Regions from separate parts of the Homo sapiens genome. Here region 1 is linked to region 2. The links are chromatin loops, found by intact Hi-C in ENCODE. Cell type or tissue: heart left ventricle. All regions are shown on one strand. Links, peaks and the distances in the headings refer to the core of each region. The heading gives the core; the rest is flanking DNA.

Evidence for each region. Peaks named below come from ENCODE experiments on the same cell type or tissue, not always from the same donor. Only the 100,000 strongest peaks of a DNase experiment are listed, where the experiment ranks them.
Region 1: a loop joins it to region 2, with 11 times the contacts of the local background. A loop is called at or near these places in 15 of 110 quality-filtered maps.

The regions. Positions count from the first base shown.
Region 1 is chr3:40,779,146-40,782,045 of GRCh38, forward strand. The region is part of intron 2 of LOC105377043 (a long non-coding RNA gene); the gene reads left to right. Among named protein-coding and RNA genes, the nearest start is that of ZNF621, 260 kb to the left of the region's middle. In heart left ventricle, for the core only: a CTCF peak has its summit at 1,529; DNase peaks (open chromatin) are centred at 1,566 and 2,066; H3K4me3 peaks cover 1,092 bases; H3K27ac peaks cover 2,412 bases.
Region 2 is chr3:41,198,205-41,201,104 of GRCh38, forward strand. It overlaps CTNNB1 (catenin beta 1), which reads left to right and starts at 1,301. Exons shown (of 15, transcript NM_001904.4): 1 at 1,301-1,466. RefSeq lists silencers at 702-1,161, 1,592-1,711 and enhancers at 1,004-1,950, 1,292-1,351, 2,062-2,171. In heart left ventricle, for the core only: a CTCF peak has its summit at 1,037; DNase peaks (open chromatin) are centred at 557, 947 and 1,247; H3K4me3 peaks cover 2,500 bases; H3K27ac peaks cover 2,398 bases.

The DNA of each region.
Region 1 (2,900 bases), core at 83-2,582, 420 kb before region 2:
TGTATTTGAAACACCGAGACACCCTGAGAGGAGGAACCACCTTTGCCTCATCCCCCTCATTGCTTGAGCTCCCTGAGATCCCATGGCCCTCTTCAGGCCAGACGGTTTTTGACAATCCCAAATAGGGCTTTATGTCACTCAGTGGGTCAGCGTAAGACTGTCACTATCCTTAGCGTCAGGCAAAGAGCTAGAAGGTAGGAGGTGATTTCCTCCCATGTCAATTCTCTTATCCAAGCTTTGAAAGGTGAAGTTTATATTTTACTCTATCCCGAATTCAGACACTGACAACCAGATCTCTCCACCATTGAAGATATTTCCCAAATGCATGGATGTGACTTCTATCTCAGCAATCCCTTCAAGACCTAGAAGTCCACAAGTCCTCTATAGGCCCTCCCATCCTATCTCCTTGTTGTTTCTGCCCATTCAACCAGGGAGAGGTACAGGGTATCATTAAAGACTCTTAGGCCTGGCTGCTTGAGGTGTGGTCCATAGATCGGTGGAGTCAGCACTCCTTGTTAGGCCTCCAGAATCTCAGGCTGAATCAGAACTTATGTTTTTAACAAGATCCCAGGTGGTTCACATATATATTAGAGTTTGAGAAGGACTGCTAAGCCAGTGGTTCTCAAACTTGGCTGCATGCTGGAACCATCTGGGGAGTTTTTTAAAAATACCAGTGCCTGGTCCTACCCCCTGGAGATTCTTATTTTCTTGGTTTGGAGGTTGCTTGGGTAAAGAAGTATTGAAAGGTCCCCAGTGATCCTGGTGTGCCGCTGGGGTTGAGAACCACTGGCTTAGAGAATTGGATAACACCTACTTTAGCTACACTGATGAAATCTAGACGAGCGACCCCCTTGCGGGCGTCCTATCACTTAGAGTGCCGAGGGTGACTACCCTCCAGGACTCTGATTCCAGAGTCAGCCCTGCCTCCTCTCTCCCTGGCAAGGAGGAGCAGGGACCTCTCTATTCTGCAACAAAGGGGGCTTCTTTGGCTTGTTTCATGGGAAGATGGGAGGTGAGGGAGCAGTAGTTTCCAGCTGAAGTGCTTTCATCGCCCTGTGGCCAGGTAACCACAGTCTCTGTCGAAAAAGAAGGCATTACTGGCCAGTGCATCTGAAGGTCAAAAGTACTTGAACATCTTTCCTGAAGGACGGAAAAGCAGTGAAAGGAGTCAGACTTGGCTGCTGCCTGGCCTTGCTTTTATGGGAAAAACAGAAGTTATGGGATGGGAGGAGCGTGAAGAGTGGGTGTTGCCGGCCCTCCTGGCATCACAGCTTGTGAACCATAGCAGTGATGGGCAGTCGCTGTCTTCACTGGCCCTGCCAGGTCCGGAGATCCCTGCAGGGGCACTAAGAATTCACCCACTGCAGAGGCCCCACCTCGAGGCAGTTTCCTGTGTGCAGTTATTTTGGGAACAGGAACTGGATGTTTGGGAGGAAGAAGGGTAGCCAAGGGCCTGGAGGCAGGCGGTGGAGAGGTGAGGCCCAGCAGCTCAGCAACACTGAAAGGGCCCCAATGTCCAGACACCCAGGCAGCTTCCACTTGCCTCCACTCCCAGCACAAAGGCGCAGTCACGTGGCCGCTGGGGCTGCGACTTGAAAGAGCTCCCATTGTCCACGCTGCCTCAGGTTTCAGGGAACCAGACGCTGGGAGGACGGACTTTTTTTTCTTTTTTCTTTTCTTTTTTTTTTTTTAAAGTAACGGGGGCGAAGGCCAACAGCATTTTCGACTCCGGAAGTGGGGTCTACACATGCACACACGCCAAACAGACTTCTCCAAGTTTGTTTTTCTAACACATTGGAAACCACACAGTTCAGGAGAAAATTCATCTCACATGCTGTAGCCTGCTTTCCCGGAACGTGTCCAGAGACTGCTGTGTCAACACTGCCAAACTCAGCAAGCCACTCTCCCAACGGAATGGTGTGATTTGCCAAGGAAAAAACTGAACCCAGAGCCTGGGAGGAGGGAGCCGGGGGCCGGCGGCTAGAGGGGATTGCGCATAGTTCAAAGGGAGGGTGGGCTTCCAATTGGACAAGGCACTTCCCCGATTACACAGCTGTCACTGACCCCTCCAAAGGCCACCGCTGCATCCCCTTGGGCTCCCTGTTCCCAGACAGGGCTGCATTTGTGTGCTCAGCTGCTGACTGTCCTACTCTTAAAGCACTCAGGGTGGGAGTGTGCGGAGGGAGGAATGAGGATGTTTCTCAGCCTTTCTAAGTTCTGCCCCGAGGCAGCTTGGCGGAAGAGGAAAGGGCTTTGGCATCACCGTGACCGGATATTAATGTAGCTCATAGGTCCTAGCTGCATTTGCCTAAAACAAGGATGAGCTCTTCCTCTTTGCAGAGATATTACAAATAGAAAAGATGCTAAGGATGGCGAAGGTGTTTACTACAGGGCAGGGACATAATAGGCGCCCACTGAATATCCGTTTCCTCCCACCGGTTTGTCCCTGGAGGTTGAGTGTGTGGTTCTATCTCTCTTGCTTGGTTTTTAGGAGATAGAGGACAGCTCACCCATAAAGGGAATGTCTTGGATATGGAATTTCACAGTTAAAGCAGCCCCCAGACACCAAGTACAGCGACGAAACTCCTTTTCTTTCTCCCCATGGAATATAAGCCCCAGTTCTACTGGGTGGCAAGAAACATCATCCAGTTTATGTAATGACTCCAGTCATTAATAGGGTTAACTTAGGATCTGCAATTTGCAATTTGGTCACAGTCTAGCCCAAAATGACTGTGGGATTTCTTGCCTCTCCCCGTGCTTTTGTCCTAACTTAGTCTCTGAGGAGCAGGTGGTGAATGGAGGTCTTCGTGACTGGATGTGTGGGAGGGAGCAGCCACCTTGACCTCTTCTACTTTGGGTGCCTGCATGCAGCGTGGTAACCAGCTTCTCCATGCAGGTGG
Region 2 (2,900 bases), core at 85-2,584:
GTCCTGGGATAAAAGCACAGAGGTAACTTTCACTGCTGCTTTTTGTACTCTCTCCAATGTTTTGGAGGAAAAATAAGCACAAACAATAGCCTAGAGAAACTGAATCGATCATACTTGTTGCAGCTTCGACAAACGTCAATTTTGCTGCATTAGAATGGGAAACATTTTTCAGTCTATTGAAATGAATTACAAACGTTTTTAAATAGAAAATTAGTTAAAAAATTGGAGGCTGCTTAATCGATAGCTTTCTCTATAAACATACTTGGATTTCACAAATAAGTAATACCGTAAAAATCTTCTTCTCCAAAGAAAAATCCCCACAAATAAATCTATTGATACCTAGTGACAAGTGGAACCAGATAAAAATGGAATCTATAAGAATTAACCTAATTGACAGCGCTCTGGAGCTAATCCATTTCCATTAGTTATTTGTTCACAGTAGGTACTCCTAAGGACTTGTTGAATTGCGGGCTTGGCGCCCGTTCTACGGAGAGTTCACAGCCTTCGTGAGTGGGGACAGAAGGCGGCTCGGCCCGGTGATTCAGGTCGAAATTCAAGCTGAACAGCCTGCTGAGAGGTGGGATCCACCATCCGGACAGTGGGGGGCTTTGGGGGTGCTGTGAGACTGGGCTGCGACCCAGGTCCAGCAGGGAGTGTGCGGCACAGACCACAAGGTCGGCGAGGCCCCCTAACCCGCGCCCGGCCGGGAACCCGCAGACCAGCGACGGGGCAGCTGCGGGGCCAGGAGCGCCCCAAGACGGGCGGGCGCTGAACCCGAGCCCCTGCCGCCGCCCTGGCCCCGAACTTCCGCCCTCCCAGGACCTGTCCCGGCCGCCCCGAGCGGTACTCGAAGGCCGGGGCCGAGATGCCACCTTCCGCAGGCCGCGGGAAAGGCGCGCCGAGTCCTGCAGCTGCTCTCCCGGTTCGGGAAACGCGCGGGGCGGGGGCGTCGGGCTTGGGACAGGGGAGGATACCAGGGCCACCTTCCCCAACCCAGGCCGCGGGGGCCCGGCCTCCCCGATGCAGACCACAGCGCCCTCACGGGCTGCCCTCAGGCCGCGCAGCGGGCAGCCGCCAGCCGTCACCCCGGGGAGCGTCCGTGGGGTGCCCAGGCACCCCACCCCGGCCCGGGGCGCTCAGACGGCAGCAGACTGCTGGGCGGCGCGGGGACTACTTTCCACCGCCCCCTCGCGCCCCGCCCCTTGTCCTCGCGCGGCGGAACGCTCCGCGCTGCGCCGGTGGCGGCAGGATACAGCGGCTTCTGCGCGACTTATAAGAGCTCCTTGTGCGGCGCCATTTTAAGCCTCTCGGTCTGTGGCAGCAGCGTTGGCCCGGCCCCGGGAGCGGAGAGCGAGGGGAGGCGGAGACGGAGGAAGGTCTGAGGAGCAGCTTCAGTCCCCGCCGAGCCGCCACCGCAGGTCGAGGACGGTCGGACTCCCGCGGCGGGAGGAGCCTGTTCCCCTGAGGTGCTTGGGCGCTCCTTTCCTTATCCTTCCGGGGCTGCTCCCGCTTCCTCTCGGAGCCAAACTTCGTAGCAGGCGCGCGGTCCGGGCGGCGGGCTGGGCGCAGCCGGGAGGCCTGGGGTTGGGAGCGGGGAGCTCAGGTGGGGGACGGTGAGGGTGGGCCGCGCCCGGGGCGCGGAGGGCGGCGGCCGGGCCCGGGTTCCGGTCGCGCTGCCTCTCTGGGGCCCTGGGGGCATCGCTTGCGGGGAGGGGGCGCCGCGGGGGCGCGTACAGGAGCCCGGATGGCAGGCGGGGTGGGGGTGGGGGTGGGGGTCTGTGGTTTCCGTCCGGGGCTCTGGCCTTGGCCGAGTTTGGGGGAGGGACCCGGTGCCTCGGGATGCGCCGGGCCCTGGGTGGGGGGCGGGGTGGGGACGGGGGGCTCCGCCTTCTCAGCTCTTGCGGCGAGTTGGGGTTCGGGCGCTGAGGCAGAGACGCCACCCTAAGTCCCATCAGTCCTGGGGATCGGACCAGTGGACTTTCTCTTAAGATTTCCTCTTTCATTCTTAAGAATAGAAGTGTTATTATTTTTTTTAATGCCCTGGCTATGTGAGTTTGAATCGAAGCAACTTTAAACCTTAGAGCAACTAAACTCTAAGTGCAGCGGGTGCGATGCGTCAGTAGGGTGAGCACATAAAAAATCCATGTCTTGCACCTGTATTTTAGCGTACTATGCAGGTGAGTGAAAGCAGTGGATAATGTACTGGGAGTCTTATGGATTTATGGTAGTGGGTATGAGACCCTGGTGAAATAAGGGGGTGGAGGAAGGCGAAGGTGATGGCTTACTGTTTCTTACCAAGTGAACTGCAGGATTCAGCCTCTGACTCAGACCGCTTCGAGAATTTTGTTCGTAGAAATAATTTAAATTTATTCAAATAGTTTGATGGCAGCTAAAATTGAATTATAGAGCACGTTTTCTTTTCAGCGGAGTGAATTTTTCCTTCGCTCCAAAGCTGGCCAAATGGAATTCAAGCATTGCAACTTCTTTCAGTGTTTTGTCTGGAGAGAGGACTTTGAACCGAGACTTTTCGAAGTTAAGTTCCTATAGCCTGCTTCTGAATCTGCCAAGCTTGAAAGCTTTGGCAGTTGGGTGTATGTAGTTGTTGCCTTCGTTCTCTTCCCTTTTGGAGGGAGCGTTGTCTCCTACTTTGTATCTTCCAGACATCTGTGGTCTTCCCCCCACCCCTCGAGTTTGTGAGTGGTGAATGAAGAAAGACTAGGCTGCTGGTATGCAGAGGTCGGCAAAAGGAAATCGAGGAGTGGTTTTAGTGAAATGAGAGCTTTGTATCATGAATAATGGTGGCTTAGGCTAGACATCAACTTGAAGAGACGGCAGCATTTCCTTTCATAAAGTCTAGGCTAATGTTTTTCAGATCGCTAAGTTGTAGTTTGTCTGGAATT